Regions from separate parts of the Homo sapiens genome. Here region 2 is linked to region 1. A link is a contact called in ENCODE Hi-C data. All regions are on one chromosome and are shown on one strand. Each heading gives the region's core, a stretch centred on a gene start or an enhancer-like site at or near the end of the contact. The rest is flanking DNA. Distances are from core to core; before and after follow the strand shown. Region 1 holds the start of GPR88 (G protein-coupled receptor 88). Region 2 holds the start of VAV3-AS1 (VAV3 antisense RNA 1).

Region 1 (4,921 bases), core at 1,555-4,054:
ATGGTAAAATCAGAAGTAGAAGGAGAAAATGAGCACTTCCATCAGGAAGGGGAAGTGAGCTGTGTGTAGGCACCATGAGAAGGAGGTGAAGTTCCAGGGGAGTTTTATGAGGTTGTGGTGAAATCAGCATTTTTGTAAGTCTGAAGGGGAGCAAGCAGTGGAGAGCAGAGAGACTGACAAGAGACAGCAGAAAGCAGATGACTGATGGGGCAAGTTCCTGCTGAAGGTGGGAGGAAAGAGATGCTCATAAAAGTGAATTACTGTTTCACCGTGGAGAAAACATAAATGAAATCATTTACACTGCCATTCACTTATTAATTCAGTAAGTATTGATTAAGTTTCTACTATGTCCCAGGCACTGACCTGGTGCTGGAAATAAGATAGAAAAAATTCCCACCCTATATTATGTAAGTTCATTAACTTAAAACAAAAGGAAAACCAAATCCAGAAACAAACAAAAATTTGGCCCCTGTCAGGCCAGCGCTAAGGGAGGCATGGTCTTGGAGGAAGTGTGTGTGACTGCCAGGCACTGGAGTCCCTCAGCAGGAATGCTGCTCGTCTCAAAGGCAACACAAAGTGGCAGCTGGGACCAGGGATCCAGAATTTGAATACCCTCCCACCACATTCTATCAGAGAGTCCTTTAGGACTATGTTAATGTGAGAGAAAAAACTTTACTTCAATGGCAAGTTTTAACTATGAATGATTAGGAGAGTCTCCTTTCTCCTGAAACATTGCTCTTAGGGACAGAGTGGAAAAGACTCCTGGACATATGGGCCAGAACTACAATGCATGTTACAGAGAAGAGGTATACGCCATGTGTCATAACTAGAAAGGAGAAATGCAGGCTTGCTGTGCTTAATGCACTCAAAACCTCAATAAGGACAAATGGCAATAGGCAAAAAGATGATGACAAATACTCATCTCATTTACATCAGTAAACTTGATATCGAAACCTTCAACCCTCTGAATAGCAAGTCACTGGTTCTTTTCTTTCACTTCCCCCTCCGGCCCCTGCCCCTGCCCCAACCAATTTCATTCAGATATAGCTTAGCTGGACCAAATCTATCAAGTCATGCTTATCCTTAATCCTCATCAGAGTTCTTGAAGTCATCAACTAACCATATTGATTTTGAAATAGAAAAAGAAAAGCAGAGAAGCTGTGTTTTGACCTCTCTCCTGAAACATTGCTCTTAGGGACATATGACCCAGAACTACAACTGCAATGCATGTTAGATAGAAGAGGTATATGCCATGTGTCATAATTAGAGAGAAGAAATGCTAAATTCATGAATAGGGATTCACAGAAAGTTTTAACAGAAAGGGCCTTTGAAGTGACTGACTGTGAACTTATTTGACAAGATGAAAATAATCCATCGCAAGGCTACATGATGGATGCTCGGCTTAGTATCTGGGTGTGCTGCAACCCCACCTAACATTTTTTTCTATTATGCCATGTTACCATATTCCCATATTGAGTTACATTTTCAAATACATGACTTTTCCAGTGAATAATTGAGAGAACTCCTTTTCTGAAAAAATTCCCACATGGAATGGATAAATGAACACTTGCACCAAAGAAGATGCCAACATCAGACTGCAAATCTCCAAGACAGACAAGACAAAAAGTTCTGAAGTGAAAAGTCATCTTTGTTCACACTGTGGATTATTCAGGTTTCTTGCTTTCCCCCTGACACACATTTTTTTAAAATTGACTTTATTTTTTTAGAGCAATTTTAGATTCATGGCAAATTTGAGTGAAAGATACAGAGATTTCCCATGTACTCCCTGCCCCTCGCATACATAGCCTCTCCCATTATCAAAATCCCCCACCAGAGTGGTTCGTCTGTTACAATTGAATGTACGTTGACACATCATTCCCCAAAGTCCATGGCTTACACTGATGTTTCACATTCTGCCACTTTGGGCAAATTTATAAGTACACAGATCCACTATTATGGTATCATACAGAGTAGTTCCACTGTCCTAAGAATCTTCCGTGATCATCTATTCATTCCTCCTTTCCCCCTAACTCGGGCAACCACTGGTCTTTTTAACTGTCTCCATAGTTTTGCCTTCTCAAGAATGTCATAGTTGGTAGCATACAGTATGTAGTCCTTTCCAGTTGGCTTCTGTCACTTAGTGATACACACTTAAGGTTCCTTCATGTCTTTTCATGGCTGGACAGCTCATTTCTTTTTAGCACTGAATAATATTCCATTGTCTAGATGTACCACTGACATCTGCTTTAAATCTTTTGCCCATTTCATTTTTACCCTCTAACCATTTCATTACTAAAACACAAAACAAACTCCGGAAAGGAGTTTGTTGATGAGAAAACACTGAAAGTACGATTTAAATTGAGGAATGGAGATTTTCTGTGGATAATTGTCTATGTTCCACTTTACCAAAGAAAAATGAATTTCAAGTAGTGCATAAAGTAATTCTCGTTAAAAAATGTGGGAATAAAGAGATCAGTCCTGGGTACTGGGAATATATTTATCTCACAGAAAAATCTTGCCCACAAAATGCATCAGACTGAGATGAAATACTCTAGGGTATATTAAATTTTATTCTAATATTGAAGGGAGGGAAAAAAAGGACGGAAAGAAAAATGAAACAGGATGAAAAATAAGGTGATTGGGAGAGAGAAAAGACAGAGAAACTTGTTAACGACAGGACTTTCTGAGCAAGATATTTTTCTTCCTTTTACAAGTTGGAAGCTATTGAATAATTCATGCCAAGCGTGGAAAGGCTGTCTTTTCCCTGGATGATGTATAACTAAGCAGGAGAGAGCTTCGAGTGGGTTCACCACATCAGCCACCACTCCTGCTTCTGAGCACAGGGTGCTCTCCTCTTGAGCTCAGCTTCTGCTTTTGCAGCCAAGCATTCTTGCTGCTGCTGCCTGCCTGCCCACCCGCCTGGGCTTGCAGCCCGCCACTTTACTTTCTCCAGCCCTGATACCAGCTGAGAAGTCTCCCTGCAGCTGCTAGTTCCTGCCCAGGACCATGTGTGTGGATGCTGCTTGGGAGAAGCGGGCACTTGCTCCTGGCACTGATCCCAGCTGAGTTTCTCCTGTTGATTTCTGGACCACTGATGCTGTTGCTGAGGAGGTATTTCCCGGCATCCCTCCCCCTGAGACACCGGCTAAGGACCAGCCTAAACGCAAGGTAACCTTCACCTCTTTCCCATGGGATTTTCCCCAGCTGGGATATCTCTGCTTTCTCCTGGAACTAGGTCCTCCAGCTGGCAACATATCTCTCTCTCTCTCTCTCTCTCTCTCTCTCTCTCTCTCTCTGTGTGTGTGTGTGTGTGTTGGGGGAGAAGAGGAGACTGTTTTAGGTATTGCTCTGTCCTAGGGCTTCCCCGATACCTGCTGAATCCAATGCAAAGTGGCCTTTCCCCTGGCTCTGGAGACATTTCCGAGGCAGGCACCTGTCATCTGCCACCCCCGTCCTCCTCCTCGAGCTCCCTTTCTCCCCCTCCCCCAGCCCATTATTCTGCTTCAGCCTTTTGTGTCAGTGGCAGAGGGCTGAAGGGATGTCTTTGCCCTTCTGGCAGGCAGGACAGTGTCAGGATGGACCGCGCTGCCAGAAGCCGACGCTAGCGAGGGAGGTGTGAAGAGTTGGCCAGAATGACCAACTCCTCCTCCACATCCACCTCCTCCACCACCGGTGGCTCGCTGCTGCTGCTCTGCGAGGAAGAGGAGTCGTGGGCGGGCCGGCGCATCCCGGTGTCACTCCTGTATTCGGGCCTGGCCATCGGGGGCACGCTGGCCAACGGCATGGTCATCTATCTCGTGTCGTCCTTCCGAAAGCTGCAGACCACCAGCAACGCCTTCATCGTGAACGGCTGCGCCGCCGACCTCAGCGTCTGCGCCCTCTGGATGCCGCAGGAGGCGGTGCTCGGGCTCCTGCCCACCGGCTCTGCGGAGCCCCCCGCAGACTGGGACGGCGCTGGGGGCAGCTACCGCCTGCTACGGGGTGGGCTGCTGGGCCTCGGACTCACGGTGTCCCTCCTCTCCCACTGCCTCGTGGCCCTGAACCGCTACCTGCTCATCACCCGGGCGCCCGCCACCTACCAGGCGCTGTACCAGAGGCGCCACACGGCGGGCATGCTGGCGCTGTCCTGGGCGCTCGCCCTGGGCCTCGTGCTGCTGCTCCCGCCCTGGGCACCGCGGCCCGGCGCCGCGCCACCGCGAGTCCACTACCCGGCGCTGCTGGCCGCCGCGGCGCTGCTGGCGCAGACAGCTCTGCTGCTGCACTGCTACCTGGGCATCGTGCGCCGCGTGCGTGTCAGCGTCAAGCGGGTCAGCGTGCTCAACTTCCACCTGCTGCACCAGTTGCCCGGCTGCGCCGCCGCCGCCGCCGCCTTCCCGGGCGCCCAGCACGCGCCGGGCCCCGGTGGCGCCGCGCACCCGGCGCAGGCCCAGCCCCTGCCGCCCGCGCTGCACCCGCGGCGGGCACAGCGGCGTCTCAGCGGCCTGTCGGTGCTGCTGCTCTGCTGCGTCTTCCTGCTGGCCACGCAGCCACTGGTGTGGGTGAGCCTGGCCAGCGGCTTCTCGCTGCCGGTGCCCTGGGGAGTGCAGGCGGCCAGCTGGCTCCTGTGCTGCGCCCTGTCCGCGCTCAATCCGCTGCTCTACACGTGGAGGAACGAGGAGTTCCGCCGCTCCGTGCGCTCAGTCCTGCCGGGCGTCGGCGACGCGGCGGCCGCTGCCGTTGCCGCCACAGCCGTGCCCGCAGTGTCCCAGGCGCAACTGGGCACCCGCGCCGCGGGCCAGCACTGGTAACCTAGCCGGGGCCCGAGGGAAGCGGAGATCCCCGGCTTCCGACGTCCTTGGGCACCGTCGCCTCCTTCCCTCCTAGGGCATCCCCTGCCTGAACGAAGACTTCCGCCGCGAAGCCCGATAGATCGGGGGAAAAT
Region 2 (4,921 bases), core at 1,065-3,564, 7.4 Mb after region 1:
ATAGTCTATTTCAAATTAATATCTTCAACAGAATCTAAGTAGACAGAACGACTCTCAGACATACCAAAACGCCACAAGTACTAGTAATGACATCTCTAACTCCAGGGGAATACATTCTGCTGGGACATGACAGGGTTGTACCAGGTTAATAGTGTATTCACTACAGCTAGAACCTTTCCCAAGAAAGAGATGAGTAGTTAGCGGCAAAATGTCTAGGGTTATCAGCCCAAAGGAACCGGTAGGCCTCTACAATTGTTTTAAAATTTCTATTGGAACCTATTACTCTTAATATAACAATAGCAGAAAAAATGTTTTTCATAATTTTGCTAATAGTAAACATTTATTAAGTACATGTGCTAGGCACTATAAGCATGTTAAATACGTCAAGTTGTTTCATAAAATCATTTCATAAGTCTCATTAAAGGATTTAATGACAACCTGCATGATACAAACTCATCGGCCTAGCATCCACTTGTTCAGCAGCCTTGCCTCTCTGCAATGAGGCCAAGAACCATGAGGAAAGCAAAAACAGACATCACCAGGCTCAGGTACTAGCCTTCTAGGATTCACATTTGAGGGAAGCACCCTCTCATAGGACATTACAGGAGAAACTGTACTTAATTTGGAACCAGAAACCTCAAGGTTGAACAGACTTAAGAACTCAAAAGTGCAACGGCACAAAGAAGGTCATTAGCTGTCCTACTTACCTTATTATAACCCAGTGATTTACCATCTGATAGCATAGTGTAATAATTCCTTTAGGGCAAGTATCCTGGTGTGCTCATTTTGCTACCCCCACTAGGGAACAGAACTCTTAGAGCATTGTATGTGCTCAATTTTCATTAATGATGCTTATAATGACAATCTTTGGTCATCAGAAAGATTAAATTACATCTAACATAAGAGGAGAAGAGTGAAACACATTCAAAACGATTCTCATCCATTGTTAGCATTCAAATAAAGGCTTCGAGGTTTAAAAAGGTCTTCAGCTGTCCAGAAAACGTGATTATTGAGAGCAACTGCTGAGAGTTCCAGGAAACAAGTTCCAGGAAATGTGCACAGTACTGTACTCCCTACTGGTGGGCCAAGGCATCCTGACCCACGCTGCCTCCTGAGGCTACAGGCAAAGTGGAAAATGGGGATGTGTGAGAGTAGCTAACTGCAGCTCCCACCATAATAGAAAAGTCTGCCAAACCCCTCAAAGGAATTTCCAGAGTTGAGACAACTCTGAAGGGGTACCGAGAGGTAGCAATCACCATGCATGTTTATGGGGGTATAAAATAATTTACCTCACTTTTAAATACGTATGGCTCTCCCCACTTCCATGCCTGTTCTTTCTTAGGGACTGCCCACCAGCAGGTTGAAGGCAAACAGGCAAGGAATGCAGAATCTGAAGTGCAGGGGACCCTGATGAAACACTGACACCAAGAATCACAGATGACTGTGTGTGCTCTAACTTTAAATACATACTTATTAAATCATATAAAGTCCGTTCCTTCTTAAAAGGCGCTGCTCTGGTTGCTAAGTAGCTGAGGCTCTGCGTCATAGAGGATTAGTGCTGAAATGTGTCAGGGAGAGGGCTCTGTCCTCTCCCTTTTAAGTTGAAAGCAGTTTGGTTTTTTGTTTTGTTTTAACATTCTGAAAGAGAAAGAGGCTCTGAACCGAGTTTAACATCCTTCTGTACAAAAATTTTCCGACAGGACAAATAAACTACTCTTCCACTGAACTGTGACTTTTGAGCTGACTCTAGGGTGCACCCAACCTTCCAGAGGTGTCTGGCTTAACCCTCAAAGAGGCAGCTCCAGCCCCAGGAGCCGACCGGCACCACAGCACCTGAGCAGGGCACTGCAGGAAGGAAAGCGGAATCTCTAGTGAAACTTCTCATTTCCTGTCGCTGCTGAGAGAGGCTGGACTCGCTCCTTCTCACATGGCTTAGGAAGAGCTGTAAACGGGAGCTTGCCGGCTGGCCACCAGCTCAGGGGCCCTGGGGGCGGCCTCCGGGTTCTGCTCCCTGTTCTTCCCTTTGACCAATGTCACTCCTGGACAGATAACGGGACCAAACGCCCTTCACTTCCTCGAGTCCTCATGTATGTCATGGTTCCTCTTTTAGGAAAACATGAGTACAAGACGCAAAGCAAAAGAAGAGACTAAAGGCAAATTACCCCATCACCTCGTTTCGTCCCTCCCCTTCGTTATTATAGAAGAGCTTGATCAAATTCCCTTTGTCGCGCCACACACACGCAGAGTAGGTGAAGGGCACCCTAAGACAACTTATTTCTTTCCCGCCTCACAGAAAGCCTTTACGAAATCCTCACACCATCTCCGGACGCAAAGCTTTCGCATTCAGCTTGAGGAGCTAAACCATTTCAAGCCAAGGTAGGAAACGCCAAAGTGGTGCCGAAGTGGTCCCAAAGCAGAAGGCTGGGAAGCAGGGCAAGCTCAGCGCACCTAGACGTTTGCATTTACACAAAGAAATTAGCCGCATGATTAATGGGAGCTGCCGGCTGGAGGCGGGGCGCCCGTGCCGGCCTCCTCACCTGGGACATCTGCGGCCTCAGGTTGATCTCCTTCAGGTTGATGGAGTGCGCCCGGAGGTTGTTAAGCAGCTGGCAGAGCAGGACTCCATCGCGGAGGGTCTGCGCAAGGTCGAACACCTGAGCCGAGTCCCAGGTCACCCGGTGGTTGGTGGGCAGCACCTTGCAATGGATGAGCCACTGCGCGCACTGCTTCCACGGCTCCATGCCCGACGGCTCCGGGACGCGGCTGGGCCGGGGCGGGCGGCAAGGATGCGGCCGCCGCCGCCGCCGCCGCGGTTCCTCCGCGCCCCGCCGACGCCAACAGCCGCCGGCCCTTTCCCCGCGCGGGATCGAGGGAGCAGGAGCCGCGGCTGACGGGTCGCGGGCGCCGCGCTAGGCTCGGCTCCGGTCCCGGCCCGGGTGCGCCGCGACCCGGCCGCCGCTGCAGCGAGTCCCGCGCGCTCTCCGTGCGCCCCGGCCGGCTCGGCGGCGGCTGCCGCGCACAGGCTTCCGACTCCAGCGCCCGGCCCGCCACTGAGCATGCCCAGCACGCCGGCCGGTCTCGCTGCGGTCCGCAAGTCCCCAGACGCGCGGGTGGGAGCGCGCCGGCGGCCGGGGCTGGGGTCTGTGGCCGAGGGCGGGGCGCGGGGGAGGGGCCGGCGGAGGGGGGCGGCGGCCAGAAAGGGGATCCCGCGCCCCCGCCTGCAGCCTTGCGGGGCTCACGCAGCCCCCGGCGTCCTGGGGTCTTCTCTCGGGGCGGCTTCCCGGCTTTGCGGGGAGTGTGGCTGAATACTGTAATACGATGGGGTCCCCCAGGACCCCCTAAACAACAAATGCTCAAAGGAGCGACGGATTAATTGGGGCACCCAGACTCCCCAGAGCAATGAAAAAAGTGCCTAGAGCATCAGTAGAGCACGGCGCTGAAAGTTTTAGAGATCGTCGCCCCCTCGCCCCTTGCAGCTCTATCCCCTCCATTCTCTATAGCTGATTCCTCAGCCTATTCCTCCTAGTTGCCCCTAGTGGTGTTTTGGCACCCTCAAAGTGAGTGAGAGTGCGTGTGTGGAGACGCCTGCGGAAACCGCCCCGATCCCTGAGCCTATTTCCTCGCGAGGTGATTTTCACTTGGAGCTGGTTTGCCCCTGCACTGTCAGGCTCGGAACTGTTTGCCGTTGCTGTTCTGGCCCTTTTGCTGACCCCACAAAAACCTGCTTGAGAAAGGCCTGTGCCACGGTGCTAGACTGCGCATGCGTCGGCGACTGGCGGCCGGGTTTGAGAGCAAAGCGCGTTAGCCCTGGGCAGCTCCTGCCGGGCTGTTCTGGGATCCTTAGTGAAAGTTGGAACTTGACCCCAGAACTTTTGCGCAGTGCACAAGCAGTGCATTCGTGTTTCTTAAGTAAATCTTTTGGAGACTCTAAACCCTACCCCTTTTACTCCCACTGCACACTGCCCCTCAAAACCACAATTAATGTTTAAATTATTTGTGGCAAGATATTGCCACAGTGAATTATTGCTGTTCGATAGGAATGTGGTCCTTCGTCACCCTTTTGAGATGCATTCACTTAAAATTAGAAAATAGGCCGGGCGCGGTGGCTCACGCCTGTAATCCCAGCACTTTGGGAGGCCGAGGCGGGCGGATCACGAGGTCAGGAGATCGAGACCATCCTGGCTAACACGGTGAAAACCCGTCTCTACTAAAAATACAAAAAATTGGCCGGGCGTGGTGGCACGCACCTGTAGTCCCAGCTGCTCGGGAGGCTGAGGTAGGAGAATCGCTTGAACCCATGAGGCGGAGGTTGCGGTGAGCTGAGATCCAGCCACTGCACTCCAGCCTGGACGACAGAGCCAGACTCTGTCTCAAAAAACAAACAAACAAACAAACAAAAAGATGGGAGTTTGGATAATTTAATTGTATTATATTTCTGTAGCCCAAATTTTTTATTACGAACCATGCTTTATAAGCAGGCCAAAATATTATTTTTAAAAGAATGATCTGTTCAGGATAGTGATTGCGTCCTTTTTCGTTTGGCTGTGACAAGGATAGCACACTGTTTACACTCAGCGCTGAACAATAAATCAGCCTGAGGATTTCCTTTCCTCACACGCATCCTTCCCTAGCAATTTCCTCTTGTGTTCAATGCGGATTCCATCAATAGCACGACATTTTCTAGGCCATAATTTTGGCAAATAAATCATACTAATCTCTACATACCTTTAGAAGCAAAATCCAACACATTTGAATCACCATTTAACACAGTCTTTCATAAAGAGAAATTAAAAAGAAATTTCATTAAACGGGTCAAAATTTAAACTAAAACTATGAATTTTTTTCAGGTAGCATCAGATCACCTTTGGATGTTGGAGAATATTTCCAAAATCCACATTATATACACTATCCCAGGACGCAA

Evidence for each region. A loop is a pair of places that touch in the nucleus more often than their neighbours do. Pooled maps may share reads with other maps.
Region 2: a map with no recorded cell type shows a loop between it and region 1 (9-fold over the local background). The contact joins the promoter of VAV3-AS1 here to the promoter of GPR88 in region 1. A Hi-C loop is called at or near these places in 2 of 37 single-sample maps with no recorded cell type and 2 of 50 pooled maps.

What each region holds. Positions count from the first base shown.
Region 1 is chr1:100,535,335-100,540,255 of GRCh38, forward strand. GPR88 (G protein-coupled receptor 88) reads left to right here and starts at 2,805. Exons shown (of 2, transcript NM_022049.3): 1 at 2,805-3,168; 2 at 3,560-4,921. The coding sequence starts at 3,633. The coding sequence ends at 4,787. RefSeq lists enhancers at 3,229-4,078, 3,527-3,926, 4,079-4,921 and a silencer at 4,197-4,366.
Region 2 is chr1:107,962,129-107,967,049 of GRCh38, forward strand. It overlaps VAV3-AS1 (VAV3 antisense RNA 1), which reads left to right and starts at 2,315. Exons shown (of 3, transcript NR_046653.1): 1 at 2,315-2,376. VAV3 (vav guanine nucleotide exchange factor 3) reads right to left here and starts at 3,052. Exons shown (of 27, transcript NM_006113.5): 1 at 2,538-3,052. The coding sequence starts at 2,741. RefSeq lists enhancers at 2,063-2,192, 3,539-3,833, 3,769-3,838.